5 separate regions of the Mus musculus genome follow, and all the other regions are linked to region 5. A link is a loop called in an ENCODE intact Hi-C map of the cell type or tissue named here. Cell type or tissue: left cerebral cortex. All regions are shown on one strand. Each heading gives the region's core, and the rest is flanking DNA. Links, peaks and the distances in the headings are about the cores only. Region 1 has its middle 4.4 kb from the start of Gm30559. Region 2 holds the start of Gm30663 (a long non-coding RNA gene). Region 3 overlaps Egflam (EGF-like, fibronectin type III and laminin G domains). Region 4 overlaps Gm30559 (a long non-coding RNA gene). Region 5 holds the start of Lifr (LIF receptor alpha).

Region 1 (6,297 bases), core at 509-5,508, 140 kb before region 5:
GAGGGGAGGGGAGGGGAGGGAAGGGAAGGGAAGGGAAGGGAAGGGAAGGGAAGGGAAGAGCCCAAAATGTCTGGATTATATAGGGAGGAGTCTCTGGGGAAAAGGCAGCCCAGCCCCTGAACTAGAAAGTTCAAAGCTGGGGGCAGAGTATGCCAGGTAGGGACTGAGGGATGCTAGAGAATCCAGAGTTGAGGTCTGCTTTGATATATAAAATATGCACCTCAGTCCCTTGTCCCAGGGTCCCTAAACCAAACAATGGTAATATATATATATATATATTAGTAGCATTGTTGGGGAACTGTTATAGCTCTGATTGACAGAGGTTTCCAATATCTCCTAACTGCTGTGGGCAGCCCCAGGTTCAAAGGAGTGGTAGGTGGGATTTATTCCCAGGCCACTAGTTCCCTGCTTAGTATACTGTACCACCTATGGAAGACAGCTGATGTGATGTGATACTGTCAACCTGATGATAGGCTCCAGAATCAGCTAGGAGACAAAACTCTGGGCCTGTCTATGAGGGAGTTTCTAGATCAGGTCAAATGAGGTCGGGAATCCCTCCCCCCAAATATGGGCAACCCCCTCCTATGTGCTGATTCATACACTGAATAGCAAAGGGGAAACAGCTTAATCACCATCTTTCACCTCTGCTTCCTGTGGGCACAGTGTGATCAACCTTGCTCACCTCTGCTTCCTGTGGACACAGTGTGACCAACCTTGCTCACCTCTGCTTCCTGTGGGCACAATGTGATCAATCACTCCACTTTAGCTCCTAAGTTTTCCCTTGCAGTGATGAACTACGTCACTTCAAACTGTGATCCAGAATAACCCTTTCCTTCCCAAAGTGACTTCTGTATGATGCTTCATCACAGCAATGATAAAGGTACTAATAAAATATTTATGAAGGAGTAGGGTGTTTGGCGGAGGGGATCCAGGATACAGAGATAGTGATATCAGTTCCTTAAGAGAAAGGTTCCTTCCAGTTGGGCAAGGGGAAGGAGGAAGTTAATGGGAGATAATAAATGTTCTAAAACAGAGAAGAAAGTGGAACTTCTAGCTCAGTAGTTCTCAACCTGTGCGGTGTGATCCCTTTGGGCTAGGGAGGGGTCCAAATTGGATGTCATGAAAAGCAGATATTTACATTACAATTCATAACAGTAGCAAAATTACAGTTACGGACTAGCAATGAAATAATGTGCTTGGGGGCCACTGCATCATGCGGAACTGTATAAAAGGGTTGCAATATTAAGAAGGTTGAGAACCACTGTCCTAGCTGATAAGTTTTACTTCACTGGAGAAGTAAGATCTGAAGATCTTGGATTGAAAGTCAAGGGCATGAGGTTTATAGTGGCTTAAACTCAGTGACAGTGAGAAGACAATGACAGTTCCATGTATGTTCCTATGTGAATCCAGGCTGCCTGGGACCAGATGTACGGAGCTTGTCAGCCGAGGTGCAGTGGAGGCTGAGTGAAAACCAGTTTTCTGGTACCTGCCAATTATGAAGGTTATCCAACTGGAGCTCTGCCTGTCTTTCTATCAAACAGTGAGAGAAGAGCAAAGAATAAGATGAAGGAACAGACCAAAGTGTGGGTGCTTTGATCCTTCTTAGAAGGAGAACAAAATACTCACAGGAGCAAATATGGAGATAAAGTGTAGAGCAAAGACTAAAAGGCCATCCAGAGACTGCCCCACCTGGGGATTCATCCCATATACAGTTACCAAACCCAGACACTATGGTGGATGCCAAGAAGTGCATGCTGAAAGGAGCCTGATATGACTGTCTCCTGAGAGACCCTGCCAGAGCCTTACAAATACAGAGGTGGATGTTTGCAGCCAACCATTGGACTGAGCGTGGAGTCCCTAATAAGAGGAGTTAGAGGAGAGACTGAAGGAGTTGAAGGGGTTTGCAACCCCGTAGAAAAAACAACAATATCAAACAATCAGACCCCCCAAGAACTGCCAGGGACTAAGCCATCAACAAAGGAGTACACATGGCTCCAGCTGCATAGGTAGCAGAGGATGGCCTTGTCATGCATCAATGGAAGGAGAGGTCTTTGGTCCTATGAAGGCTCAATAGATGCCCCAGTGTAGGGGAATTGAGGGAGGGGAGGTAGAAGTGGGTGGGTAGGTGGGTGGAGGAGCACCCTCATAGAAGAAGAAGGAAGGATGTGATAGGGTGTTTCCGGGAGGGAGGGAAACCAGGAAAGGGGATTACATTTGAACTCTAAATAAAGAAAATATAATAAAATAATAATAATAATAATAAAGAAATTCTAAGATTTAAAAAAAAAGATGAAGAAACAAGGAGACTGAGACAGGCACTCAGCAGAATTCCAGCAGTCTTCAAGTAGAAGTTGGGGGGACACTTTCCTGTCCCTACCTAAAGTGACTTGGAGAGTTCAGGTGGCTCATGGCAAAATCCTCAGATTTCCCAGGGGTTAAAGAGTAGCACAGTAAGTTCTGGGGGAGACAGACTCTTGCTTTTGTTTCTCTGCTGGAACTGATAAATAATTCAGGGCAATGCTATGTCAGCCAGCAGTGCCAGAGGAATTAGCTGGGAGCAGAAATACAGGCTCATCACCATTGGGTTGCCATGGGAGAAAGTTCTCAAAGAAGGGTCCTCTCTCCATGTTGAGCTTTCCTGGCACCGGGCTTACTTTCTCCCAGGGAGCCATGCTTCTTTTTTGGCAAGGGGATGAATGCCTCCTACAGACAGCCCTGAAAGAAGTGCAAAACTTGAGCGGAAACCAAGTGAAAGAGGACGCCAAGTGGTTCTCTTGGGCCTTTGCTGAGAGAACAGATGAGAAGCACTGTTGGGGGAAGAAGAGACAGGAAACACAGGCTGCCTAGCTGGGAAGTCCCAGGACCTGGTTGAGCTGCTCCATGGCCTGCTCTTAACATGACCATGTGGCTTTCTCCTCCACTAAGCTACAAGCCTTTTCCTTGAAGACAAAATCCTCTTACCAAACCCAAGTGAGTGACAGCTTACCGTGGCCTAGAGTTACTGATTCTTAGAAGTCAAGAACCTTCAGCATGACTGTCTCCCCGAGTCCATCTCCAATAGGAACTAGGCTTCTGCACTAGTATATCAACTACCTCGATTGGATAGATAGTAATCAATGTGTCTGGACTTTGCCTCCAGGTGCAGATGTCCACTGTATTATTTCAAGGCACCAAGAATACCAATGAAGCCCTCCCTGTACCACTCCCCTAAAACCAGATCCTGGGACCAAAGCCTTCTGTCCCCTAACCTTCTCCAGGAGAAAACAGTCCTGTCCTCCTCTCCTGCTGCCCAAGCAAGTGCTCTCTCTTCTTTCCTCACCCTGTGAAAGAATGTCGCACTGACTCACACACACCAGGCCGATGGAAAGGATCTGTGTCAATTCAAGGAAGGATTGGAGAAGAGTATGTTCAGACTGTGTACAGCATTGATGTAGTTTGATAAAGTTTCATAATATCAACTTAGTCATTAGCTGATCTGAGAAACGCCAGCAGGCCAGTGCAGATCTTTTCATGGGACGCTGATCTTCATCAATCTATGGTGACATTCTCCAAGCCACGGCACAAGGCAATGAATGGCCAAGTGTGTGCAGATGTTCCATGATGAGCCAATCCTCTGGCAACCAGACTCGTTCTTGAAGTCAGCTGCTCTGATTGTGTCTTCACTTTTGTTTTGGAACAAGGTGTTATTTCCCTTTGTTTTCCCAGCCCGTGCTTCTGAGGATAGAAAAATGGCACCACGGATATCTTTAAGTGTGAATGTATGTCTGTTTGTGTCTGTGTGTATATGTATGGATCTCTGTGTGTGTCTGTGTGTGTACAAGGGTCTCTGTGTGTGTCTGTGTGCATGTGTATCTGTGTGTGTGTATGTGTATGTCTGTGTGTGTCTGTGTATGTGTGTGTATAAGGGTCTCTGTGTGTGTCTGTGTGATTGTGTATCTCTGTGTGTGTGTGTCTGTGTGTGTGTGTCTGTGTCTGTGTGTCTGTGTCTGTGTGTCTGTCTGTGTGTATCTGTCTGTCTGTCTGTGTGTGTGTGTGTGTGTGTGTGTGTGTATGTGTGTGTCTATGTGTGTGTATGTGTGTGTCTGTGTGTGTGTTGGTACTAGGGACTAACTAACTTTACGTATCCCTTCAGATTACTGGGTTTGCATCCTTAGCCCCACTGTGATGTATGAGGAGCTTGACTTTGGCAGTGTTCCCTCCCCAGGGCAAAGCCCTATGAATGGGATTTGAGACATCTCAAAGCTACACAAAAAACTTCCAGTCTCTCCTTTCCACATAGCCAGACAACAACTTGCAGTCTTCAAGGAGACCCTCAGCAGGCCCTTTGTCATGCTGGCTCCCTAATTTTGGGCCTCCAGCTCTGTGAGAAATGCCTCTTCTGTTGCTTAAATCCATTTACTTCACAGTGTTTCTCATAGACAGAACAGCCTAGGGCAACTGGGGAGTGCACCCTGGAAGGAGTTACTGCCTGCTGGAAAGGGTGGTAAGTGCTCACCCAGGCCCCACTGGCCATTCATCAAACAATGTTCAGGCCTTCACAAAGTCCATGGGACTTAGGAATTTGAGACAATAATATAATAACTGGGCCCATACTGTGACTAATGTCTATTTATTCCATTTTTTTGTTTGGTTGCTTTTTGTTGTAAGTTTATAAAATGTGCAGTCTGAGGAAGAACAACATAGATTCACTTAATAATAAAATATAGGATGATGTACTTGCTAGTCTATTAATGAGAAAGTGAGTTTCAAATAAGGGTGGTAAGTCTGACGCTGGGGAGGGACACAGGAAAGACTTACGGGGTTGTCTCTTCCTGATGTCTCCAGGGTGAACCACTTCAGCTCAGAGGGAAATAACTTGTCCAAAGGTCTGCCCACCTTCAGGTTATCATGTAATGAATGCATCATGTGATTGGGTGTCTCTTTGGAGATTTTAGGATCCTAAGGTGACTTCTTCAGGCTTTGTCCCAGCTATAATGTGCAGATACAGTTGAGCCAGGGGCAGTATGAGGCAGGGGAGGCAGAGGCATCCATGGCTGTGGCGACTTGGCGTACAGTGTAGCAGATGTGGGTTTGGGTAGAGCTGCCTCAGTTTCTGGTTCATGGGGTACGGCAACGGAGACCCCTGGCTACAATTGCAGCAGGGACCTCCCGCTCTTTGGATAACGATAGACAGTTATGCCTTGAAGCCTACATTCTGTTGGCAGCTTCCCTGATAACTTCCACCTCATCTCTATCAACTGGAAATACCCGGAGTGTTTCTGTTTCCTGTGCTGACCCCTGAGAAGCGTTGCCCTGACGAAGTAATCCAAATACAATACATAAATAGCCTCACGGAGAAATGACAAGTAGCTGGGTTCTTCTCCATCCATTGTGTCTCTTTGTTAGCCTTTGGCAACCAGCGCTCCATTCTGACAGACAAGTCTGTGGGGCACAGAGACTCTGTCCTTGCTGTCACATCAGTGCCTTTGACATGTCACCTCCTTAACAAGGTTCCTTTAACATCTTCTGTTTCTACAGCCAGCCCCTCTGCCTTTTCCCTCTGAATCCTCTTTCTCTTCTAGCCCAACCTGACTGCCTGCATTGTCATTCCCCCAACCTGTGTTTATGTTTTCTCTTTCAGGAAAATGTGGGGGGGGGGTCCCTCTCTTCTGTTGTCATTTTTGATTATTAATTAAGAACAAGTCCTAAAATCAAAGTAAACCTAGGCACCATAGAGGAGTTTGCAGTTGAGCCAGTCGTGCATTGTCTAGCACAATGACCATGATAGGGAAAGAGTTCAGGAAACGGTTTTTCAAGTTGGACACGCAAAACATAGGGGTTTGTGACATCTGGGAGCTGGGCTAAAAGCACATCCAAGTGGTCCACATGCCAACCTTCTTCCCATCTCCCTCCAGCTCTTACCTGTTTACCACATTAGAAAAATAATGTTTCGGGTTTTTTTTTTCTCTCTCTCTTTTCTTGGCCCTATCCACGAGGCAGGAGACAAGCCGCGTTAAGTCTCGTAAACTAAGAATAGTTCTAGAGATTTAACTGCCCAAGGTTTTGGAATGAAACTAGGTTAAACAAAGAAGCAACGTTGGCACCTTCTAAAGTTTCTGAGAACTTCATGTAAACAGGTCTTTCAGCAACCTGGAGATGTTTCCATGATCTCTTCCTCTCCCCCTTCCCCCTCCTCCTCCTCCTTTCCCCCAATTAAACCTGTTATTCTTTGAATACTAGCCTCCTTGGAGTTAGATGAACCTTCCAAAAAAAAAATGTCTAACTTGGGATGATTGTTTTTATGTTGAAGTAGTAGTA
Region 2 (6,297 bases), core at 920-5,919, 92 kb before region 5:
TGGGATTCTTCCTTGGGTCTTCCATGAGTCACTTTTTACCTACAGGGAAGAATAGAGAGAAGCTGGTCTTTGTCGACAGCCCTCAAAGTGTTGGGAGAGTGACAACTTCCAACGGGAATTTTTGGTAAGACTTGGGCCCTAGAAACAGTGGAAAGAGACTCAAAACAGCTTCAGAGCTTCTGAATTAATAAAGGCTGGCTTTCAGAGTCCCAGTGTAGGGTGTGGTCCAGGAAAAGACAGCTTTGTTAGGATGTCTATTTGTTTAGCCATCACGTGGGCTTGTTCTTTATTCTCTGTTACCCCCTTTCTCTCATTTTCTTTCTCTTTTTTCTTTCTCATGCTCCTCTGTTTATGTGTCAGACTTATCAATAGGATGACATGACTCCACTCTGAGTGTTCATGTTTTGAAAACTGAAGAAGACAGGGAATGTCTATCTAATACTTCCAGAATGGTTCCAGAAACCATTAGAATGCAGAAGAAATATATGCATGCTAAACTAGCCCTTGATCTTGGCTTTTGGCTATACAAAGCATGTTCTTGGTGTAGATGTCTGGGTGCATTGTAGAAATGATAGTTCCTTTCTGCAATGTTATCATTTGGGTCACAGAACCTCATAATGATTCAGAGGGGTAGCATTATGGTCTGGGTTTGAGTCTATAAAAAGATTGGTTCTACATTTCTCAATATGCAGTAGCCTCAGAAGACATGTAGGCCAAAATTTGCTCTGAAACAGAGGTCAAGGCAACATAGAATAAGGAACAAAAATACCAAATTGCAACAGGAGACTGAAGCTCGCCCTGTCATTATCTACTTGATGATTTTAGAACAGTGGCCTAATCCTTGGGACTTTAGCGATTTCATTACAAAATGAAGACTTGGAGGTGGATGAAGAGCCACTTTAAGCATCAAGCAGATGCAATCCCAGGTAGAGTTACTTCTACCTTATTGAAACCAGAAGGAAGGCATTATGCCTTTTTTTCTTCCTGTGTCACTTGAAGTGTAATCCCTTGACATCCAGAGTTATTTTACAGCTTCCAAGTTAGTCAGCAGCAGCATAACTTCTCAGTCCTAAGTTAATTCCTGAACAGATAGGAGGACCTCTGTTTTCTCATCTCTGTAATTACTGCATAGCTGTGGGATGGCATGTGTTCTGAGTCTTCTTGTTTGATGTGTCTCCCTGCTCCTGGCTAACTTCCCAGGCATTTTCTTTTGGGAACACAATCCTGTTGGGATTGGGTCAACTCTATCTTCCTGTACCACTTTTTACATCCCATCCCTCCCAGCCTGCCTGTGACTCAGAGGTGTATGCCCCAGGCCTACCATTCTGTACCTATTAGGAGAAAGGCTTCAATCTGCTACAGAGTTTGACAGTAAGAGGCATTGTTTTAATTAAATATTTCTATCTAAATAAGGACTTGAGTCTGCCACAGTGGCTTACCAAAGGGCATTTTCCATAAATTTAGAAAGAACATTCCATTAAAAGACACTGGTAAAGGCATGCTTCTCTCAATAACCTTTGTGAGAAGGGCCTGCTCCCTGTCTATGGCTGAAGCATTTATCTTGCTAATGTATCAGATTTCTTTTATCAGTCCCTGTTATCAACCTCCACTGACGTCTAGAATTCTAGTTTGTTTATCTCCCCTTCCCACCTCCCCTTCCTATGAAGATTTTTCTATTCTCCATCCCTATCTTGCTTTCTTATCCTCATTTCAGCTTTCTTTTGTCTACACATTTCCCCCCATTCTTTAAAAAACAAAAACAAACAAACAAAAAACTTACTTCTACCTTTGGGGGAGAGAACAGACAAAAATTTAATTGGTTATTCGCTATGTGCAAAGTATCATCTAAGACATTTTTAAATTTGATAGCTGACTTTACAGCTGAAGAAACCAAGATTCAGAGAGATTATAATATTGTCCAAGTCATGATGGGAAAGCCAGAGTTGTTCTAGGGTCTGTTGGTCTTTAAACTCATCACTCTTTGCACTGAACACACTCACTTAGCCTAAGAGTCTTAGAGCATCTCAGTGTACTCACCAACAAGGGGATTCTGAGAGTCATTCTTAGCTCACTAACCCCAAACCTGATTCTCAAGCCCTCCTATCACCATTGCAACCAAGTATATCCTAACATCAAGATTATTTCTGCATCTACTAGGCAAGTAGCTTTTGAAACCTGATGCAGCCTATGACAGGGGGATGTGTTCGTTTAGATGACGCTGACATTCATCTCTAAGCTTTCTACGTTGCCCCTTTGTTTCATAAGTGAGACAATTAAAGCCCGGAGGGATAGAGAACACTGCTCAGAATCGTGTAGCTAGTCTGTGAAGTAAATGGCATAGACAAACAGACCGAGAGATGAGTGTTTAGGAAAATGCAGCTCTTAACCCAACACCTGAGTAACATGCTCTATTATCATCTTCATCTTTCTGGGCTGCAACTTTTTCATGTGCAGAGTAGGAATGGAGGTGATCTTGCATGCCATCATGAAACAAGAGGGTTCGCTATAAATGGTAGACAAATGCACTGCTCTTCATTCTACAGAATCAGTAAGTCCACTCCTTAACTTTGTGGACCAACAGGAAAATGATCAGTAAAGACACTTTGGCCCTCACTCTTACCTACCTCTAAGATGCCCAGTAAACACTATGAAACAAAGTCACTGACTAAGGCTGAAACACAATCCCAGAGCCAAGTGGTCCCTTTATTGTTGCATACAGCAAAGAAGCTGCAGAGTTTCTCATCTAATAAGAAGTCAAAAGTTTGTGCCGTAGCATATGGTGCTAAGCTCATGAGAACCCAAATCACTAATTTTTAGTTCCTTATTTAAAAAAGAAATGCAGCATATTCCATCTGATTCTTCATTAGTCCTTTCTCTTATGTGAGAAAATATGGAATAATTTAAAAGTCTTTATTGTTCAAATATACATAGGTTAATAGGGTTTTTCCTTAATTTGCATTTACTATTGAGTGAAATATATTGAAAGAGTTATAATTTCTTTTAAGCTCTTTTGAAACAAGAGTAAAAGCTTTGACTTCAACACAAAGGTCCAAATGGAGCTGCAAGTATTTCTGATGTCTGGATTCACACAGTAAAAGGGTGTTTATTGACTGATGGAGCCAACTCATGATCTGACACTCTCCTTGGAGGCAAGCAATGCACCGCAAAGACACATCTCTCCAGAAAGGCACTGTTGCTGTGCACAAGTTACCATGTAAGGAAATGTGTGAATGTGCAAAGAAATGCAGATGTCGTTTTGACAGAAGTCTTATTGATAGTATTTCTGACTCAGATCCAGACAGAAAACAGCACATTCCCCATAGTAACCAAGCGTTATTTTAAAAGGAACTGTCTGTGCAGGTATAGCGTTGGAAGAGATAGCGAGTGAGTCATCATGGGACTCGATGAGTCACACCTTGTGACAGCGAATGGTCATTATCATTTTCTGGGCTCGAGGGGACAAGAAAAAAAAAAAAACAAGAGTTGCTGTAAACAGCAAAGGCTGCCATATGGGAAGGAGGTTTCTGCTTTGAATATGACTATGGGTAGAACTGAGCATCTCAGTCCACCTAAGATGCAAGTCAAAAATATCCTGGCATCTCTCTTTGCCACCCTCTCACCTCTTACTAGCACCCATCAAGAAGGCCTTTGCTGTACAAACTATGTCTCAGAGTTCTGGGCAAGGTAAGGCAGAAACAAACACAGGGAGCCAAAAGGAAACTAACCCAGTGTGGCCAGTATTTAAGGACAGAGCAAAGAATAAGCGAAGTGTTCTTTCTTTGTTTTGCCTCAGTTTTCCCTGGAATTGTCTTGAATGTGTAATTACTTCATAGCTACTGAGGGGAAATGTACCCACCACATTCTTGTACTAGATCAGATCAGAAATAGCCATTGAAAGGTCAAGCTTCATTCTCCCTGGCAGCTCAATTCTCTTAGCTGACCAGAAGTACAGAGCTCATTTTTAAGCCTTAGAAAAATCCACAAGAATTGAGTTTTGACCTTTATGTGTTAGAGATTTAGGGGGCCCAATAAGTGGCATTTCCGTGTCTTGTTAACATTGACAGAAGTTGGTTCGTTAGAGAATATTTGTGTGTGTGTGTGTGTGTGTGTGTGTGTGTGTGTGTAAAATAAACCTTTTAGTATTGCTGAGCTGATATTAGGAAGCAAGTAGGCAAGACCCATGTAGTCAGAAACAAAACAGGCATCTACAGGTCTTGCCAGAGAAGCAGGGTCTGTGCCTCTAATCACTCAAACAGATGAAAATAGAGGCTTCATGCAAGTGGCCAGATCTCTAAAAACGGAGAATCGGGAAGATGGGCCATGCAGTTTATCTGGTAGAGTCTTGCCTAGCACACACAAAATTCTGCATTGAACTCCCAGCATCACTGCATAAACCCAGGGGTTGTGGTCCATGCCTGTGGCCCCAGCATTCAGGAAGTGGAGTCAAGAGGAATTGAGTTTAAAGCCTTGACTACATAATGAGTACGAGGCCAGCCTGGGCTGATGGGACCCTGTCTCTCAAAACAAAAGGAAGATATAGTGAGTCTCTATTCTTAGATCCTTGCCTCATCAAACTTTATCTCCTGGTAGAAGAATAGTTATCTTCTGACATTTTTTTTAAACAAATCAGACAGAGCCATGGTCCAGCCATCCATCATTCTTTCCTGGTTGCAACACCAGTGGGATTTTATGGGAGACGGCGAGCCATTGGTTTTCCAGACTTAGGGAATCTATCGCTACCCTTAAAGCTTTTTTTTTAACCTCCTAGAAAACTTATTGCACTTGATGATGCTGATTGGTACAAGTTTAGGGGGTGAACCAAGGCCTCTGGATCTGCTTCTGTCCTCAAGGTGGCAGGAGTTCCTCCTGGACGGTTCTGCTGCGTGGGAGAGCCTTGGGCCAAGGCAAACACAGCACTATGTACACGCACAAGGACACTGTGTGCTTTTCTTGATTCCCAGGAAACCAGATCTAAGTGAAGGTCAGTAGAGTTGATATGCTGCGCGTAACCCAAATTTGGGTATGAAGGACAAAGATTGGACCTTGGAACTTCCTTTGGCCAAGGGCTCTTGAGCTGTCTCTTGGGCCCCCTTCTAATTCATTGTTAATTGGTTTCTTCAAACTCTGTTTATTCAGTGTTAGAAACTCTTGGTCAGCCTAACTCAAGGGCTCATAATAGAAAGCTACTCTGGTCTCTGTGGAGAGGAACCAGGAGTCACAGATACCATCTTTCTCAGACCTCCCAACTCTCCTTCAGGCTATCTGCCCTACCACACAAGGTTTTAGGCTGTGCTTAGACTCGTTTGTGTCAGGAACAACCACCACCTCTGCAGTTACGGACTTGATCCCTCTCCCTGGAGATCTGAAGGTCTTTCCCTTACTTTCATCGTGAGCCTGGGCCTTTGCGGGTTCCTGATGTACTAATGCATCTTACACAGCCAGGGAGCCATGCTAGAAACCCAGGGCCTAGGCCTATCTCATCCACGTCGAAGTCATCGCCAAGCCTTCTCAATTTTGTCCCCTAGTCAGCTCCATTCTTCCTTTGGTCAGGCCCACCTGCCTCTTTTGCCCAGCCTATCCTATTTGCTTTCATGCCCAATGTGGTTCCAATTAAGCTCCACTCAAGCAAGCAAGAATGAGTTCATTTCACAATGCAAATCTCTTTGTTTCACTTCTCTTAAAGCCCTTCAGTAGCCTCCTTCTCTTCCTTGAAGCTAGAGTGTTTTATTATTTTTCCCACCTCCTACATCCAAATGCACCCCATGTGAGCAAGTGTAACCTTTGTTTGACTCATAATGAATAGTATTTGCAATGTTTGCCTTACAAATCGGCAGGGTATCTGTAGACACATAATCAATTGCTCCAGACAGCCACTGAAGCAAGGCCTCTTCCTTGTACCACCACTTCCAAGTTCAGCTCTTTTCTTTCCTCCAGCTCAGCCTGGATCCTCAATAATCCAGCTTCCACCCATAGGAGATGCATCCTTCAGCTCCGTTCTGCACCCTCGCTTGGAAGGGGAGGCCACTAGAATAGACCCGAAGGCTGAAAGGAGCTAATACAGAAGCCGCTTCTCGGAGACCGTAGCAACCCCTCTCTGCACGCAGAGCTACCTCCTGAAGTTAATTACTTTAACTATTGTAGAAACTTTCCTACACCAAACTGCCAAATTCTGCTTCATGGTTGGGCAGTTTGTGCCAACTAGAGCTCTGTGGGCTCTATCTGCTACAGAGGGTGGCACTTGAGGATGTAGCCTTGGCTTTCTTACTGTATCTTCCAGCCAACCATTTTCTCGTTCAC
Region 3 (6,297 bases), core at 887-5,886, 97 kb after region 5:
ACGCAGACAGGCCATGAACCAGACCTCATTTTGGTTTCTGCCCACCTCCTACTCTCCAGTATTTTAGAAACGAATTTCCTTCCTCCCCATTTCCCATCCCTTGGTCCTCCTGAGAAATCAGCCTTTCATAGACATCAAAAGAGCAGGCGTGTGTAGTGTCACACGTTAGGGTGTGTGGAGGGGGATTTCTGCTAGAGAAATAATCACACAACCCCCCTGCTTTCCTCTTTGGAAAAATACAGAAATAACAGCTTAAAGAAGCCAAGGCAGAGTAGATCTCACACTGAAGAAATAGTATGTAAAATGAGGGAATAACTGGCTTATGAGACAATTATAACTCCAAGAACACACGTTGTTGATACAAAGAAGAAGTTGTCTAAGGACTCCACACCCAGGGAGGGAAACCTATCACTTGATTGTGAGCAGTGGGAGAGTTTCAATTTGACTTTTAAACATACAAAGAGAATGAGAGAGAAAGGTTAGTGGGTAGACAGCCATGGGCCAGGAAAGCAGAGACACTGTGGACTGGGAAAGCAAAGGAGAAGCAAGGACCAGAGGGATGCGCTCCCAGGACTCAGAGCAACACTGTTGGGGTGGGAGTGGGGGGGTGGAGGAAGAGGAAGGGGTGGAGAGGAAAAAGAGGAGGGGGCGGGAGCTCTTGGTTGAGGGGCCAGCCCCTTATTTCAGGAACTGTGGGCTGATAAGGAAGCAAGTGGAAGATGCCCAAGCTGACTGGCATAGGAGACTGACCTCGGCTAAACATAACCAAGAAGGCCCCAGTGGGCCCTCTCACTCCAGAGTGAGAGGTACAGCCAGGACCCATCGCTGCTGTTGTTGGCCCTGTCTGTGGGACTGTCGCCAACAGACATCATTCTCTTTTGGACTTCTTGAAATGATCACGCTGCGTTTGTCACAAGTCTGCTCTGCAAACAGACGTCCCCCCCCCCTCCCCAGGAGGCATCTGTCTACACGAGTGGATTCTAGTCTAGCTGCCTGCCTGCTAACACCCTACCTCAGTACTTGCCAGCTTGGGTACCCATGCTGGGAGGCAGATCCGTGGTACCTTGGTTGGTGTGTCTGATTCCCACTCCCGCTTACCCCATTTCCCTTCTGCCTGCAGTTGGCTGCACTGGGCTCAGGGCCTGGCCAAAGCTGGAGGCTCTGGCAGGAGCTCGAGCGGTTCAATCTTCCAGGCCTTACTGTACTTACTATTGAGGCAGTGGTTCCCACACTCTGCCAGGTGCCAGCATGAAAGAGAAAAGGAGAGTCAGCACTCACAGACATGGTACTTTAGAGAGGAGATCGTTGGGAGCCAGGTTTTCCTGCTTCATGAAGCCTTGTGAAGATCCACCACAGAATGGAGGACAGGCTGTGGCAAGAAGCCCTGGCCATTTCTTCAGGGAATAATTGATGTTGTTCACCCTTAAGTTTATTGCACTTGAGGGTGGCAGAGAACTAGAGACTTATCCTTACTCCCGAGACACTACTTCCAGCTCTCCTTTCTACTACATCTTGAAAAATGGCTTGCTACCTGCTGGCTATTGAGTGTTCTTCAGGCTGCATGCAATCAAGCAACAATATACCAACCAGCCACACCTTCTCTCTTGGATTTTGAAAAACCAAGCTTTTTTGTAATTAACTAAGGGTAAGGCAGTCTTCAGAAACCACACCATTAAGTACCACGACAATGCCCTCAAGTTAGTCAATGCATGAAGGCACACAGGCAAAAGAGCTGTTCCATTAAAAAAAACACCAGTTCCAGAAGAGACTACTGAGCTCATTTCCCAACCTGCATGGTTTAGGTTTTATTGTAAACATGTTTACACTTTAACCTAACCTTCAGACCAAGCCTTTCCTGTGTTCATTCTTTCGCTGCCATGGCCTGACTCATGTATTAATGAAAATGCCTCGCCATTCACTCGCATCTGTACACGACAGCATGTGATGTTGGGTGGTGCAAAAACTGCCAATGAAGAGTGCAAGTCCCATACACCCCGACCCAAGAGAACCTGTCATGTGAGAGAGAGATTTGATGTTTTTGATAAAGAGTTGGAAGGTCGGGTCTCTCAACACACTCAGAGAAGACCATGAGGGTTCTAGGGACTCACAGTCTCAACGCCCACGAGGCTGGTATGCAGCACTGCTTCTGGGTACACCTCAGGGCCAGGGAACGACCAGGTTCATCGGATGGTTAGCTCTCAGGGCAGATGTACCTTTCAAGGGCAGTTTACTTGGTTCATAATTCTTTAGTGTAATGGCTGAGCACATCCAATACCTAAATCTAAACTGAATCTTTTTAAGTGCTGACATCTGGAAAATTCCACACTTGAGATCATGGTGAGGGATCAGTCAAAAGGTGGGCACACTAAAAATGCTGCAGAAAATTGCTTCCAGGTTCTGTAGAAATAGTATATATTGGAAACACAAATAAACCTCATACTTAGATTTGGGTCCCATCCTCAGGGTATCTCTTTATGTATATGTAAATATCCCAAACTTTAAAAAAGTCAAGTCATTTTGGATAAGGTCTATATAACCTGACTTCGCAGGTTTTACACACACACACACACACACACACACACACACACACACACACAATCTTTGTCCATCCAACTAGCCCTGCAACTAAAGACCAATGTAACACAAACATACCCATTTTTCCAGTGTTTAATGATGTACCATTCTAAGAAAACAAATCCCCAGCAGTATGCATGACTTACATATTTTAGTAACGTTTTTATGAATAGTCTTTTTAAACTGGGTTTATATCTACTGAAGCTATTTTCCTATACAATGAAACAAAAAGTATTTTGTAATCACCCAAATCAGCTACAGCAATATACAAATCTGCTAAGTTCAGCACAAAGCATCCCAAGTGCTGAATGAGTGTTAGATCAGGACTGCTCGGGGAAGAAGGACCTTTGAAGACCCAGCCTTGCTCAGGAATGTTATGCCCTAGGCTCAGGCTTCGGGTTGCGGCAAACAGTCCACCTGCCATGGAGAAATGTCTCCATCTAGTGGCCAGCCTGACTCTGCAACACCTGTGTCCCAGCTGTTCTTCAGAAGGGCGGCCATCACAGCTAACAAGCTGTTTTCTTGGGTGACTTGTTTGCTTATGAGGATGGGTGAACCCCAGGAAAAACAGCTGTACCTTGTGCTCACCCACGAAGCACTCCAAATACAGCAAAGGCTTTTAGAATTCTTGTGGAAGAGTGAGCTGTATGAACTGAAGTTCTCCATAAAACGATAACAACAAAAAAACCAAATGTACCCCCCAAAAAAACCAAAACAAAACAACAACAAAAAAAAACTTTGCCCATGTAAAAGATTGTACAAGGCTGACCGACATGTCAGAACTTCTGAATGTGGAGAGCTGAAATGTTGTAAAGCCAGAATCTTGGCTTGGCCTATCTTTATTAATTGTCACCCGTTGTCCCCCTCTGTACCTGACCTAAAGTTTTAGTGACTCGCACATGAAACCTTGTGAGGCATTAACAGAACATTAGGTTCCACCAAGCAAGAAGCCAAAAATATCATCGGAGAGCGTCTGAAAACTATAACATGAATATTCCTGCTTTCCTGTAACCCACCTAGCTGATACTCCCACCAATACATTTTAATAATGCTTTGATTTATCTTTTTCCCCTATAACTATAAGTAACTCAAGAAACTATTAGTACACTGGAACAGGGTATTTTGGGCAACCTGAACCTGTGCTTCTGGGTAATGTCACTCTTAGCTCCAGAATAAACTATTAAACTATACATAATATTACATATAGCAATAATGACTATATGTAAATATATAATTTCTCATTCCTTTGAGGTGAGAACTGTATATTGCAATAACAGCTTTAATTGTTTAATTCATATTTATCCACATTTATTTGACCGCAGACCCCAGCTCCGGTCTCGTGCACACACATGTGTTTGTAAGTGTGGAGGAGGCTGTGAAGGGAGAATGCCATGCACAAATCAGTCATTAAGAGACCTTGAAACCCTTTCCAGACTCATTGAAAGGCTCAGCTCTATGCTCTTGGCAACTTATTTAGACACAGGCTGATGGCGGGGCTGAGAGCCTAGGTGGGTGAGAAAGTGTGATGAGAGGGAGAAGGGAGGAAGGAGAGGTCCCATGATGGAAATGGTGTGGAGGTTAGCCTCTGACATCCTTCTTGAGATGAGGTGGGGCTGTAGTAGTATATTGCAAGAGGCACTGCCGTTTGGTGAGGAAAGATTTCTAAAACCGGGAGTATTCACATCAGAGGCAAGAAGACCAGGGAAGCCTAGACTTATGGTTTTGTGGACTCCTGAAGCAATGGAAGTGATGGGTGGAGCTGAGGGCTCCTAGCTCCCCCTAGCTTCGTGGAGTCTGAGGTTGATGTTTCAAGACTTGATTCTGTGCAGCTGCAAATGCTATGGAGAAATTGTAGGGTGTGCGTGTGTGTATGTGTGTTTGCATGAATGGGCACGTGCACGAATGTGCATGCATGTATGTGTGCGTTCTATCAAATGGTAAGGAGAAGTGTCAGATGTCCTCACTAAAGCCCTGAGGCATCAGAGTAATGATGGAGAAAAATCACCTTCCTCCTGATGGAAGTGTTCTTGGAGTGGCTTCAGTGAGGTTTGGTTCTGGGTCTTGACTCAGTAGTCTGCCCCTTTGCTTAAAACAACAACAACAACAACAAAAACAACAACAACACAGAGGACCTACATGTAATGCTTGCCTCACTTGGGAAGCTGAGGCAAGAGGAGTGTCACTAATTCAAGGTCACCGTGGACTACAGAGTGAATACCAGAACAGCCACAGCTACACAGGAAGACTAGGTTGTACTGGCTAGTTTTGTGTCAACTTGACACAGCTGGAGTTATCACAGAGAAAGGAGCTTCAGTTGAGGAAATGCCTCCATGAGATCCAGCTGTAAGGCATTTTCTCAATTAGTGATCAAGGGGGAAAGGCCCCTTGTGGGTGGGACCATCTCTGGGCTGGTAGTCTTGGTTTTATAAGAGAGCAGGCTGAGCAAGCCAGGGGAAGCAAGCCAGTAAAGAACATCCCTCCATGGCCTCTGCATCAGCTCCTGCTTCCTGACCTGCTTGAGTTCCAGTCCTGACTTCCTTTGGTGATGAACAGCAGTATGGAAGTGTAAGCCAAATAAACCCTTTCCTCCCAAACTTGCTTCTTGGTCATGATGTTTGTGCAGGAATAGAAACCCTGACTAAGACACTAGGTCAAAGGAAAAATATCATAGGCAAGAACACACACACACACACACACACACACACACACACACACACACAAAATCCTGGCAAAACAAAACAAAAAGCCAAAACTAGTTAAATCTTCTGTGTCGCATGTTCAGAGCATATTGCTGCTTTGAAGCATAGTTTTATGATGAAGTAGGAGAAGCTCCAGCTGCTAAATGTAGAAGAACCCCTTTGTTGAATGAGGCAGGATTCCCTGGCAACCGCAGAGGGCTTCCGAAGCATTCTTGCTCTTTCTACCTTTGAATCTGCCCAGCTTATAGTGTCTCAGTGTTTTCCCGCTCTAAGGAATATGGTCACTGTCGATTTCCCTTGCCTTTCCCCCCAACCCTTCCAATGGAAAAAGATGCCCAACATCCTAGCAGCATGTAGGTTACCATCCACAGTTACGTGCCCACTGAAACCTGAAGAAACTGTCACAGAGCCCCTTTAGCCCTCCCAAGTCATTGCCACAGGAGAGGAGATACGGGATGTAGGTGAAACCTCTCATACACCTTCCTGCAGAGCCTTCCTGGTCTTGGCAAAGTTTCCTTTTCCTAAATAGTATTTTCATTTCAGAGCTGGCAGGGAATACTAGGGCAACATGTAGGGTGACCGATGGTTTATCAGCTTCTAGCCTGATGTTCCAGAAAAGAGAGATGTGCTCTGTGCCATGGCCCACTCCCTTAGCTCTTGCCTAAGTCTTGCCATTCTAGTGAGATCTGTTATGCACTGGACATGAGCCTAGAGTCCCAGAGCCACTATGTGAACACTTTATATCTAATCCAGACTAAGTTCTGCAACAGAACACAGGGCTAACAAGATCATAACATGCTCCTTCCTTCTTTCATTAATTCCCCAAAGCTAACTGTTTGCATAAGACCAGAGCTTATATTTAGACGGTCAGCGCCAGAAGCAAGCTTGGCGAGTCTATTTCAATCCATCAGATTTAAGGCCAAAACTAAAGGACGAGCCCCAAATTCAAGTTTCATTCTTCAGTGTATGTATGTGCTTATGTGCACACATGGACATACATATCTAAGAGTTCATGCTGATATAT
Region 4 (6,297 bases), core at 389-5,388, 120 kb before region 5:
GAAGAGAGTTGGTCATTACAGTGTCATTTATACCAGCTGCTGTAGAACAGTTTTAATAAAGGAGGGAAAACCCAAATGTGTGTAGTTACCTAAGGACTCTAAGGTCCTGGGTAAGAGAAGAGAAAAGGGAGGGGTGTTCTCTTTTCCTTTTTTGTGTGTATGCTTTCTTCTGCATGTATGTGTGTGAGCACACATTCATCTTTGCACATGTCACCACAGCCAGCCTTCATTGCTTTCCCCAGATAGGCTCCACTCTGGTTTTGTGAGCTAATGTCTCTTTGGCCGTTCTGTTAGTCTGGCTGCCCAGCCAGGCCTAGGAATCTACCAGTCTCTGCTCCCCAGTACTAGGATTGCCAACTCCCATTGCTGAACCCAGGATTTTACACAGATCCTGGGGATTGAACTCACATTTGTGTGGCAAACTCTTTACTGACTAACCCATCTCCCAGCCCTGCACTCACTGCTCTACAAACTTTCATGGAAGGATGACGAACTGGAGATCGTACATCATACTCCCAATACTTAATCAAAGCTTAAAAAACAAACAAACAACATAATCTAGCATGATGGTAACAGAAGAAAAACTTACAGTTATCTTTCCTTTTGTATTTTCATTTCTTTATCGATATCCTTTATACAAGTCCTTTTTTTTTTTTCAATTTCACTTTTCAGCCATATCCTACAACCCTGCTATAGGGTTCTGAGCTTGAAGCTGGGCACTAAAACCATTGTATCTGTCTTTTACTTGGGCAGGAAGAGGACAAGAGTTAAGCAGCAAAGGGCCCCGGGTTGCAAACAAGGAGCTGCCAGGGAGGAAGCCTGGCTTGAGGACAGGTCCCCTCAGGACTGACTTCTTGGCAGTCTATCCCGTCATCTATCCTTGGATGTCTGCACTCAAGTTCTAATAACAGTCAGCATCTATTAAGCAACTCATCTGTGCCAGGATCTCTGTATTATCTCCTTCAGTCCTTGCACAATCCAAAACCAGGCACCATCACCATCTCCATCTTACTGGGGTGGAGGAAGTTATATTCCCACATGGGTTGTAATCCCATTTCTGTGTGTCATCCAAGTAACTGATCCAAGTTCTGGCTCATGTCTAAGTTCCACCTCAGATGTCACTGACCCCTACATCAGCCCCCAAAGGCTGTAGCTTCCCATTTCCTTCTATCTCCTCTGTGTCTCCCTCTGAAGGTTATCAAGACTTCAGAGACCATCTTGCATGTCTTCTCTATTCTTTGGAAACTATTACAGAGCAAACTAGTAGTTCCTAAACCAAGGCTCATAGGACCTTACTTCTGTTTAGTCACCAATGCACCATACCACTGGGCATGTTTTCTCATCTATGAAATGAGAAAGTTGGACTAGGTAGTATCTTGAAGTATTTGGCTTCAGGCTTTGGGTAGCTTCTTAGCATCTAGGTGGGACTATGGGACACCCCTCACCTGCACTGTGCCCATCTGAGTGGCATGAAGATGGAACAGATGATGCAGTGACTGGATTTCTGAGCCCCAAACCACAATACCTACCACCATAATCCATGGGTGGTAATACGGTGTAACATTTAGCCTGCTCCGCAATTCACTGTGATTGGAAGGTATGATAAACTGCCGGGCTTGCCCAGTCTCTGGTGGAAGGTACTGTGGTCTGGTAGGATATGAATGTTTCCCCTCAAGGTTCATGAACTGGAAGCTTGGTTGTGACAATGCTTAGGTAGTAAGACATTGAAGGGATGCTTAGACGATAGGTCCCTATCCTTGGATGGGAGTAGTTTGTTCTCACAGGGCTGGGTTAACTCCCAACAAAGGAGCTTGATCTAAGAAAGCAAGCCTGCTCTTGTCTCCTGCTTCCTCCCTGACCACAGGATTTCTTCCATAGCCACTGCTCACCTGTCTCAGACATGGCCACCCACCTTCCATGTAATCGTGCTATACTCCAGAGGTCCTCCAATGCCGCTGCCTGATCTTGGACTTTCAGCCTCTATCCATAAAGAAAACGCATCTTAGATGCTTTTAAGATATTAAGCAATATTAGCCTCAACTATTTTCTTGCAGCAAAACAAAATGAATTCAGACGTAGGGCAGGGCACATCAAAACATTATTTGTATTACCCTAGCTCTTGTTTGTGACCCACGTCCTGAACTTCTTTGTACCAAGCCCAGTAAGCAAAATAAAGCTGAGAATGGTGTCTTTGTCCTATTATAAAAACATTCGAGGATACCTTATTTGCATATTATAAACGTTTGCATAAGGCCTTTTGTTAAGTGGTATGAGTCCCCTTTGAAACAAGACATTCTATCAGTTCATAGTGCATTCCCAGGCAGAGCAAAGGTAGGCCACACACAAGAAGTATGCTTTGAAATCCTTTCCACATTAGGAAAGAGAAAACACAATTAAGCAAATTTGCTATGGTGAGAAGCTTTGCTTTCCTGGCCTGTAATGGAGACAGAGCTTTGAGCAAGAGAAGTGCCAAGTTGTATGTGATTCCTAAACCCTTCTAAGTGTTTAATAATTAATGCTTATTTTTCCTTCTATTCTTTTCCACTCCCTCATCTCCTTTATATGGATCTTTGACACCCACTAGGGAATTAGATGGTCTTCAGCTGTTTACATAATCAGAGATTTAAGGCTAGCTTAAGGAGAAAGTTAGGTCAAAAACTAAATAATGATAAGAAAAGCAGAAAAGTTGCTTGCCTGGGGCGGGGAGTAGCACACTAAGCTTTGGTCTTAACAGCCTCAAGAGCATCTGTTTAAAGTTTTTTTGGTAGACTCATGCAAGTGGGGGTGGTTGGTGAATATTTATATAGCTGGATAAAATGAAAGCAAGTTGAAAATGATACCATCCTTCTCTCTAGAAGGAATCCATTGTGCACAACCCTCTACCCCAAACATTCACTTGGGTTTCTGTCCTTCTGGGCTCATCTTCTCTGCTTTGTGTTATCTGATGTGGCAGAACTGACCCCAGCACAGCCTGAGATTCCCTGGGGAGACAATGTTGCATCTTTGTATGGGTTAGATCTCGTATCTGGAAGAGACATGCTTCTCGACCCTCTGCCTCTCCTACCCCTCTACTGTTCCCCTGACAGACTGAAGCAAAATTGGCCACGAATTCCATAAACCATTGTTCCACAAGGACTGGAAAGATGAGAGCCACACTGTGAGCTGTCACAGTCTTCCCAGGTCGTGAAATAGCACAAGAGGGGTGTACAGCCAAGATAGCAAAAACATGTAACAAGATAGATTTGGGGCACTTCCAGGATGAGGGGCAAGCAGCAAAAGCTAGCCCAATGGCAGTTACTGCAGAGATTTGCCTGAGTTGTTGGGTCCTGGCAACAGAGTAGTCAGAGAACCAATGGAAATGCAGCTTCCTTGGCCACATCTCCAGAAATTCTGAATTGGTCCAGATAATTTAGTACAGAACTAGGTCCAGAAAGAAGAATGGACTGGTTTCCAGGAAAGGTGAGTTCAGGAGGAGTCATCAAGGAAAAAGATAAGGCATAGAAGTCAAATTTAGATTTCAGCCTTGGCAGCATTCCTACTTAACCTTTGTGAGGATTCTTTCTTCAAATTACAAAGTTAATAGAGGCACTACACAATGGATTCTTGTTTAGGACAAGGCTTAGCAACTTATAATAGTCCTGTAAGGAGGTGGTGTAGTCCTCATTTGACATATGAGGAAACAGAGGCATGGCCGGAGCATCTAGATTATCTAAAAGGCAACCTTGCTCATCCATGCTGGAGCTGGGATTTGAACACAGAAATCTGAATTTGTAGAGTTAAGGAAATTTGGCAAGGAAGCACACAGGAAATATTGAATTTTTGCTTAATACAAAGGGCCTCAGGGTCTGTGTTCTTTTTTCAGAGTCTTGTTGAGACATGACCAGCTGCTGGCCTGTGAGGTCAACTGCCTGCTCTGGTAGAATTCCACTGGAATTGCTGGACGACCAGAGTAGAAGAGAAAACCAAGAATACTTGATCTGAACACACCATTCCTTGCCTCAGTTTCATACACACACACACACACACACACACACACACAGACGCATATGTATATACATATATGTAAATGTATATATATACACATATACATATATGTAAATGTATATATATACACATATACATATACGTATACACATACACATACACATACACATACACATACACATACACATACACATACACATACACATACACATACACATACATATACATATACATATGACTGTTTTCAAGACCTGTGGCTTAAGTCACGATACAGAACAGCTGAGTCTGTCTTCTCTACACACTACTCTTTCTTTTATTGGCTCCCAATAATGTCAGGAAAAACAAAAATGTATGCTAATTGATTTTCAAACAGTGGCTTAGTTTTTTGTCTCTAATAGATCTTTCTTCTCTTATGGCTGGACAAGTTGAGATGGTTCGTGAAAGTGCCAAGACTGCTCCTTAGAAACAAAATAAGACTTCTTCCAAGGGGCCACCAATCCTGATAACATGTAAGCTGTTGTATAACATTCTAGAATAGTCCATTTAGTTCAGAAAGGGAGGTGCTTCCTTCAGCAAATATTTGCAGTCAACATTTGAGATGTCAAAGGAACATCTACACACAGATACCTGGCCCTTGCTGTAGTAAATCTATACAGCCCCAAAGCTGATTGCCTCTGGCTTACTTGTTTCCTAACATCTTTAATTCACACATGCTGGATGGTTTGTACCAGCTAATGGATGTTTTTATCAATCTCTGCTTGCACCATATAATGCTTAATGGAGAACATGTTTTGAAGGGAAGCTATTCAGACCCATGGGTAGGTGCTCAACGACAGTCCTCCCCACCTCCCCACCTCCCCACCTCCCCACCTCCCCACCTCCCCACCTCCCGGGTTTATACTAATCATCAAAGCAAACCAGACAGACACTTACTCTAAATTACTGCAGAGTGATTTAAAATTTTCAAGGTCTCCCTGAGAGAATACATTTGCCTAGGGAGAGAATTTGCAATCAATCAATCAATAACCAATCAATCAATATTTTATAACAAGTCAGCACCATCCACTCACACAAAAGACCTATTCATTTTCTTCTGGGGAAAAACAAAAAAGGCAATACTCCCTCTGGAAAGTAGACCTTGGAAGAAAAAGAAAATAAAAGAGCAATCTTTCCACTTTGCTCTAGCAATATGTGGAGCTCACATTTGTCATCTTCAGCCTCTAATTCAGCAGTCAGTTTAGAGGAGAGGGGTGTAAATCATGGCCATGGATTTAATTCAACCCCTTGCCAATCTATTCTATTGCTCTCAGTCAAGTTAGAAATGCAGTTAAATCAAAGGAAATATTTTGGGCTGGGGAATTTGGTAGGTACTGAGACCCAGCTGGAAGAAATAGGGTTGTATTTCTGCTCTACTGAATCCCAGACAGAAATGGACACCCTTCAGCCAGAGGGAGTCCTGAGGTGGCCTCCTAACAGGCCATAAATGCCAAAAGGGCTATAAGGAAGCAAGACAAGAAAGACTTGTATGGCCGGGCAGTGGTGGCGCACACCATTAGTCCCAGCACTTGGGAGGCAGAGGCAGGCGGATTTCTGAGTTCGAGGCCAGCCTGGTCTACAGAGTGAGTTCCAGGACAGCCAGGGCTATACAGAGAAAGAGAAACCCTGTCTTGAAAAACAAAACAAAACAAAAAGACATGTATGTATGTATTTTGGTTCTGTTGGTTAGCCAGAAGAAACTAAAGTAAGGAGCAGGGAGAATTAAGTCTAGGCAGAATGTCTGCGTGCAATTTCCATGTACAATGATGTCATTTGCTGTGTATCATTTGCAATGAAGAACTTGAGAGTTTATCACGAATAATTCAACTCACTGTTTTGCCTCCATAAAGCAACCTGGCTAGCACCTGCATCTTACAGATAAAGACACCAAAGCCCAGACACACAACTGGCCCAAAGTCTTATGATCTCTTCATAGATAAGATGGAATCTTTTCATAATACCCATACTCTCTATAGATATCTTCTAGTCACAGAGCATCCGTCATTGAAAAACCTAATTTAAGTTCTATGTTCCTATATTCAATCATTTGTTGTTGCTTCAGCTTCATGTTGAGAATAAAGGTATCTCTGGAGATGTTCCGTTGGAGTTATAAAATAAAACCTTGCTTTCTTCAACTTGGAAAGCTGAGAGTGGACCAGCAGTGGTTTAATACCAACATACATACTGTGATTCTGACCCGCAGTGGTTTAATACCTATATACTGGGATTCGGAAATCTGGTACTACATGAGTTCACGCTGCATTTTTTTTCCTCAAG
Region 5 (6,297 bases), core at 841-5,840:
GTAGATTCTTATCTGGTTCCAACAGTTCTTCCAGGAAGACAGCATGCCTTCCTTGCCTTGCTGACTGACAAGCTCTATACATATGAGGTCATTCATCAAGAGAAGCTGTCTGAAGGGCCACGGTGATGCTGAGATTCAAAAACAAACCTCCCGTCATCTCTGCTTTGCTGCTGTATTTTTGTTCTGCGAAGGACAAAAGCCTTTTAATCCTAGAATGTTTATTATGGGTTATCATTATTATTATTGTTTTTTAAATTCCTATAGAGAAGAGTAGAGGAGGAAGAGGAGAAGGAGGGAGAGGAGGAAGAGAAAGAAGAGGAGGGGCAAGAGGAGGAGGAATAAACAAAACAAAAAGGCAGGTAGACTAGGCAATTGCCGTGTAGAAGAGTCTGAGTCTTCACCATAGAGCAATGAGATGAGAAGAAAGCATCGAGCGTGAGGCTTCGGTATCTCACTGCCTTGTATCTATTCCATATCAGCTTGCCAAATAACTGACCCTTCTACCTCTAATTATGTGATTTATTATCTCGATGTCCTTATTTGTCTGTCAGACGTTTATGAAGATGTGTCAGGCTCTTCCTAATATGCCATTTAAATAGCAAACAAACATTATAGCATCTCATGAAAATGCAATCCATAGATATTATATAGAGTGATATTTAAAAACACACTGGATCCAGAAAAAGGAGACAAAAATAGGGTCCATCCATGGCACTTGCAATTGAGCTGTGACTCCTGGTTAATTTACTTTTTTTTTTTTTTTTTTTAACACAGAGATAAAAAGAATTGACTTGCCTCTGGCATCACTGATGGCAGAGTCCTAGCAAATGCCTTCACATGAGTTATGGACTGGTCCCATCCAACATGGTTACTGCTATTTTTAAAAGTGGTTTCTTTATAACAAATGGTATCTATCTTATGTAAATATGAAACCATTCTTTCTCCTAGAGAAGTGTGCATACTGCAATTCTTCTAGCCATTCCACAGAATCATGAAAGTGTTACAGATTTCAACAAACAACTTGTGACGAATTTCCCAAACTCTTGCCTGTGGAATGGGTACATACAAAGCGGGTTTTTCTGTGATGGCAAACTTCCAGATAGCTTTTCTCCGTCCCTATACGAGAAAACCTAGGCAGTATGTTTATACGACCATGTGTGCTTTGTACAATTTGTAAGGTAAGGTAACTTAGCCACTATGGCTGAGACAGAGGCCTCTTTCTGGCTGCCCGGCCTCTTTGTTCCCCCAGGTGCTGAGTGGTTCTGGACCGTGTTGGATATTCTCATTTGTTTTGTTTTGTTTGCTCTTTTAAGAGGGCCACCCAAACTGCACAAACTTCAGGCCCCACGAAATTTGTATCTGTTCCTACATGTGGGAACAGAACTCAGTTCACAGGTGTGTTATAAGGATTAAATAGTAAATTCATATCAAGAGAGCAAGGCCACAGGGGCCAGCGTTCTATGCAAGGTGAAAATCATGTGGTTGTCTTGTCTGAGGTTTACTTATCTATTTTTTTCCATGCAAAAGGATGCTAGGTCCTGGACAACGAGGCTGTGCCATGCTTTTCATGAACTCTAGATATGTATGAGTCTCTTTAGTTATTAAACATTAAACATTCTTATTTTGTTTACCTTAGGTACAAAGATAGCAATATTATTCTACATTAAAACACTTGAATCTATTTTTTTCTTCTGACCTGAAAACAAATGAAAATACTTTTGTTAGCTCCTAAAAGCTCTGTGAGCCATAGGTGCTGTGTCTAATAGAAAAGACAGAATACTGCAATATGAATACCAAGTCTCTCAAGTTGTGGGAAAGAATGGGGATAAAGGAAAAGCAATATGGTCCAACTTAAATGGGGGCGGGTTCAGCACAGTCCAGAAACAGTCATGGACAGCAGGAGGCACTTCATGTTCAAAATATGCACTTTAGTGGAGTTGGTCACTAGGATACTCTTAGTGACTTTATTTTGAAAGATGTTATTAAGAATTTATTTTTTCATGCAGTATATTTTCAGGTGTCTTGTTGCCCATTTTGGAGTTACATTATTAACGGGGGATATTTATTTTAGAAAATAAGCTTCATCCTGCCGATTTGCAAATTGCTGTAGATTCTAAAGTCTAGAATTTCAGTCAAAGGTCCCTCACAAACTCCTTGGCCCTGGCGCACCAGATAAATCACATCTGAAAACAAACAAGCGGCTCCCTATGGAAGGTGTGTCTGCACAGCCATGTGACTGCGTGCCAGTGGCTCCGTCTGGCACATTTCTGAACTTTGCAAAATTAATTGTGCTAAAGAGAACACCATCAAACGCGTCCGGCACAGAGCGTAAACATCTTCAAACCACGACTCTGCGCCATAAAACACTCCTACCAATTTCATTTGGTGCATTACTCTGGAAGGAACACCGAGGCCAAGTGAAACTGCGGAAATGGGAACAATGCACGGAGGAAAAATCTCACCCCATTAAGGGATCCGTTTCTTCTCTGCACAAATAAGCCCAACACGCCTCAGAGGCACGACTAGATGGCTCCAGGATGTTCTCAGTTGCCCCCGCAGGCCCTCAGGAGCTGAGAGGTCCCCTCACCAAGAAAGTAGGGGAACTGAGTGGCAGCGCCCCGGCTTGGGGGCAGTTTAGGTAATGCACAAAATCAGAAAGAAAGAAAGGAAAAAAAAAAAAACCCGCAGTAATTGGCGTCCGTGTGCCTTTTCGGGGCGACACGAGTTTCCTCCTCCGCGCACGGCTTGCAAAGTGCAATGACAGCGGTTTGGGAGCCGCGCTGCTTCCCGCAGGGCCGCCTGGGCTCCGCTGGCCTTTCCGGAGGCTTTGCACCCGCAGGGCCGCTGCGCTCTCGCCCGCCGCTCGGTGACCTTGCAAGGCTGGCCGCGCGACCGGAGTCTCGGCAGAGGCACCTCCCTGGGCGCCGGGCCCGCGCGCGACCCAGAGGCTCCGACTCACGCGCGGCCTCGCGGGCCCGCGGGCCCGCGTCCCCGTGCGCGCGGCAGGGACGGCGGAGAAGGCTGCGGGGGCGCGCGGGGCGGGGCCTGGGCGGGGCCTGGGTGCTGCGCCCCCCGCCGAGCTCCTCGCAGGCGCCGCCTCCGGGCGCGCAGTCTGCGCCGGAGCGTCTCGGCAGTGGCCGCGGCCGTTATCGTCGCCTGGCGCTGCGGTGGCTCGCGGGGTTGGGAGAAGGCAGCGGCGGCCGGTCGTCGGTGGCCGCTAGAGCCGGCCTGCAAGGGGACAGGGGCGCCAGGACGGCGGCTGCTACCACCGGACTGCTCCTTCAGGACTGCAGTCCTGTGCTGCAGGGTCCGGGCTGCCCCGGGGCGGCGGCCGACTGGGATGGCAAGATAGCGGCGCGGGAGCGGCTGGTGAGTGCGGGGGCGCGGCGCGGCAGCCCGGAGCGCGTGCGGGGGGCGCGTCCCCGGCTCTGGGGCAACGCCACTCGGGCTCACGCCGTCCGTGCCAGCCGAGGGGTCAACCCTGCAGCCCGCGCCCACGCGGGCTACACCGCGGGAAACTTGTGCGGCGCGAAGGGCACTGAGTTCCAAGGCCAGAGGTTACCAGGGGGATGGGCAGGACCTTTAATTCCCCATTCGGAGCTGCGACCTGCCAGATGGTTTCCTGCCCCTAAACCTCAGCGCTTCAGAAAAGTAGTTCCTCGTCCTTTCTGTTTTGATGGTGCATTTGACTGACCTGTCTGTAGTTCTAGGTGCTTGTGTCCGAAGGCGCTAAACTTATTAAACTCCCAAGTTAAAGTGTAGGCAAGCAAAGTTAGGCTTCCTAATGGATGGCTTTCCGGATGTGTTGTCTAAAGCACAAAGCTGAGATCGTGGACCCAGACGCACAGAAAACTGCACAGCAAGTGTTGTGAACTTACACAGGAGCTTGAGTTATGTGATTCTAGCCCCCACTTCAGCTGCCAAGACACACGAATCTTTCGTTTACACTAGGGTTATCTTTGGGTCCCTTTCTGTAGCTGTGTTTAATGCAGTCAGATACTGAAAGGACACGTGCGCTGTTACTGACTGACAGTTACATGCATTCTTTGCGTTTACTTTGTTTCTTTAAAGTGGGTTTTTCAGCAGAACTTTCAGTTTAAACTTTGCCATCCAATGCCTTCCCTTGCATATTTAACCCAGCAAATAATATTTGCTTAGAGTTGACCTGACTTTACGTTAGTCAGGAGTTCAAAAGCGGTGCCCACGTTATATTTAAAGCACCGCCCCCAGTGAAAAACTAAAGCATTTGTTTATTGCAACTGATGCCGTCCCCTCCCCTTGCAGGATTATCTTGACACAGATCTGAAGTCATACTCCACTAGGAGCAGAGGCTCCTCGGGTGAGACTGGCAGAGGGAAGCAAATCTCAGCATAGCCTGTGCTTTTAAAAAACACTGGACTGTGCTCTTTTCTTTCTCTCCCTGACTTTCCTTCTTCCAACCAGGTGGAAACTGTGTTCATTTGGAGGCATCCATGAGGAACCTTAAGCTCAGTTTCAATAGGAGGCGTATTGTCAAGGAGGCCGGAGCTGCTGTTTGCTCTCAGGCCAGAGTTGAGCTGAGGTGTGTTTGCCTTGTGAGAGGTGAGATCACAGGCTGCTCTGCTCCAGTGAGTGGAGACTTGGAGTCTCCTCTGGGGAATGAGGACCGAGGACTGTGCTTTTAAAACCAAATGAATTATTTCCTGAGTTTTAAAAACTTTTGCTACGGAAGACTCATTTTTGGGGGGACTGTGTTAGGAATAGTGTAGTGATGGTGTGAAGACGTTACCATATTAATTTGTGGGGCACCTCTTCACATTAGAGAAAATCCACTGGTTACGTAGTTCAGAGTAAAGGGCACATCTCTCTCCTACCACTCCCTTAGCATCAGTAAGCACCAGCTTTCTGGCTCTTTTCTCTCTCCGAATGTAGCCCAATGCTTGGTAGCATTTTGCTCTTTTTTGTCTTTCTGCTGGCTGGGATAGTCGCATGCCCTGTTCTGTACCAGCTCTTTGCCTCCCCATGAAGTCCTAAGTCCAGACAGTCTCCAGTGTTCTTCCCACCCCCATCCCTCCATCCCCCGAGGGAGCCACCTCCCTCTCCCTCTGACACAACATCTGAGAACTCCTTTAAGGATAAGCCATATTTTACTTAAGGTTCTCTTTCTTCACAGGTATAGTCTTCTGATATCTTGCTGTGAGGTTGTTGTAAAGCACTTTTCTTTTTGAGGCTTTTAAGTGGGTTTCAGTTATTCCCAGGGCCCCAAAGTTGCGTCCTCACATTGCAGGAAGTGGAGGCAGCTCTGCCCAGTGCACATTCTCTGATTTAATGACTCCAAAGTGACCCATGGGGATTTGTGGCATCTTTGCTGTGAAATGAGAGCTATGATGGCCAGGACCTAAAGTCATCCTCCTAATGACAAAACAAAGTAAAACTGTGCACTTACAAGAATAATCCACCAGGCCCTGTGTGGAGCCTTTAATCCCATGACTCCTGAGGCAGGGGCAGGTGGATGTCTGTGAGTTCTATGCCAGCCTAGGCTCCGTACTGAGTTCCAAGCCAGGGCTATATTATGAGATCCTGTCTTTAAAAAAAAAATCCTAAGAGTTTAAATGTTTTTGAATATGCAGTGAAGGCTTATACCTATTATTAAATTGAAGGCAGGGGAGTTTTTTTTTTTTTTTTTTTTGTGTGTGTGTTCCAGAAAATTTGCTTCTCATTAGGATAAAGTCTGTGTTTCTGTGGTTGATCACCACTGGCTTCTACTTTAATGTGAATAAATTGCTTTTACACCTTCATTGTTAGAGAAAGTATTTGTCCTTGGCATCTCTTAAGAGTGATTTTGGAAGCAGAATAAATTGTAGAGGTTAGGCCTCGCTAATGCTAGCATTTGAGCACAATGCATTATGTAGCCTTATGTGATCCTATGTGGAGGCTCTTCCTCTTCTTCGTCTTCTCGCTTCTCCCCTTCCAATCCCCTCCTCTTCCTCCTCCTTCTATAAGCTGTGAGGAACCTTTAAAAATCTAATTAAAATCCAATCCACTCTTAGCATTTAGAATATGGTCTTTGTTTTCTTTGGGACCTAACATTGTGGTGTCAATACAAAAGTGTTGTTAACACTGGTCCATATTTGTTCTTCATAAATAGGTGTTTATCAGTCTTCTGTTAATATTCCAGGCAATTTTCGGGAAACTGAGATCCAGCTTATACGGGACAAACAGACTGGCTGTCATGAGTTTCCATCTGAATTGTGGAGATGGATTAAAAACGTGAGAGAGCAGTGAAGAAAGATGGTATCCGGTTAAGGACCAGGGAAA

What was found. Hi-C counts contacts between places; a loop is a spot of excess contacts. Peaks named below come from ENCODE experiments on the same cell type or tissue, not always from the same donor. Only the 100,000 strongest peaks of a DNase experiment are listed, where the experiment ranks them.
Region 1: a loop joins it to region 5, with 9 times the contacts of the local background. A loop is called at or near these places in 3 of 42 quality-filtered maps.
Region 2: it touches region 5 in a loop (7-fold over the local background); 7 of 42 quality-filtered maps call a loop at or near these places.
Region 3: a loop joins it to region 5, with 4 times the contacts of the local background. A loop is called at or near these places in 24 of 42 quality-filtered maps.
Region 4: a loop joins it to region 5, with 2.2 times the contacts of the local background. A loop is called at or near these places in 4 of 42 quality-filtered maps.

What each region holds. Positions count from the first base shown.
Region 1 is chr15:6,985,716-6,992,012 of GRCm38, forward strand. No RefSeq gene overlaps it. Among named protein-coding and RNA genes, the nearest start is that of Gm30559, 4.4 kb to the right of the region's middle. In left cerebral cortex, for the core only: a CTCF peak has its summit at 2,738; DNase peaks (open chromatin) are centred at 2,709 and 3,543; H3K27ac peaks cover 574 bases.
Region 2 is chr15:7,034,373-7,040,669 of GRCm38, forward strand. It overlaps Gm30663 (a long non-coding RNA gene), which reads left to right and starts at 28. Exons shown (of 4, transcript XR_383813.1): 1 at 28-124; 2 at 3,048-3,214; 3 at 4,851-4,981. In left cerebral cortex, for the core only: a CTCF peak has its summit at 4,848 (motif pointing right); DNase peaks (open chromatin) are centred at 1,236 and 3,361; H3K27ac peaks cover 335 bases.
Region 3 is chr15:7,223,436-7,229,732 of GRCm38, forward strand. All of the region lies in intron 17 of Egflam (EGF-like, fibronectin type III and laminin G domains), which reads right to left. Among named protein-coding and RNA genes, the nearest start is that of Lifr, 97 kb to the left of the region's middle. In left cerebral cortex, for the core only: a CTCF peak has its summit at 3,020 (motif pointing left); a DNase peak (open chromatin) is centred at 3,017.
Region 4 is chr15:7,002,575-7,008,871 of GRCm38, forward strand. The region is part of intron 1 of Gm30559 (a long non-coding RNA gene); the gene reads left to right. Among named protein-coding and RNA genes, the nearest start is that of Gm30559, 12 kb to the left of the region's middle. In left cerebral cortex, for the core only: no CTCF peak of the experiment used is centred there; DNase peaks (open chromatin) are centred at 2,448 and 2,769; H3K27ac peaks cover 907 bases.
Region 5 is chr15:7,126,458-7,132,754 of GRCm38, forward strand. Lifr (LIF receptor alpha) reads left to right here and starts at 3,115. Exons shown (of 20, transcript NM_001358593.1): 1 at 3,115-3,369. In left cerebral cortex, for the core only: CTCF peaks have their summits at 1,924 (motif pointing right) and 2,867; DNase peaks (open chromatin) are centred at 3,023 and 4,351; H3K4me3 peaks cover 3,356 bases; H3K27ac peaks cover 1,738 bases.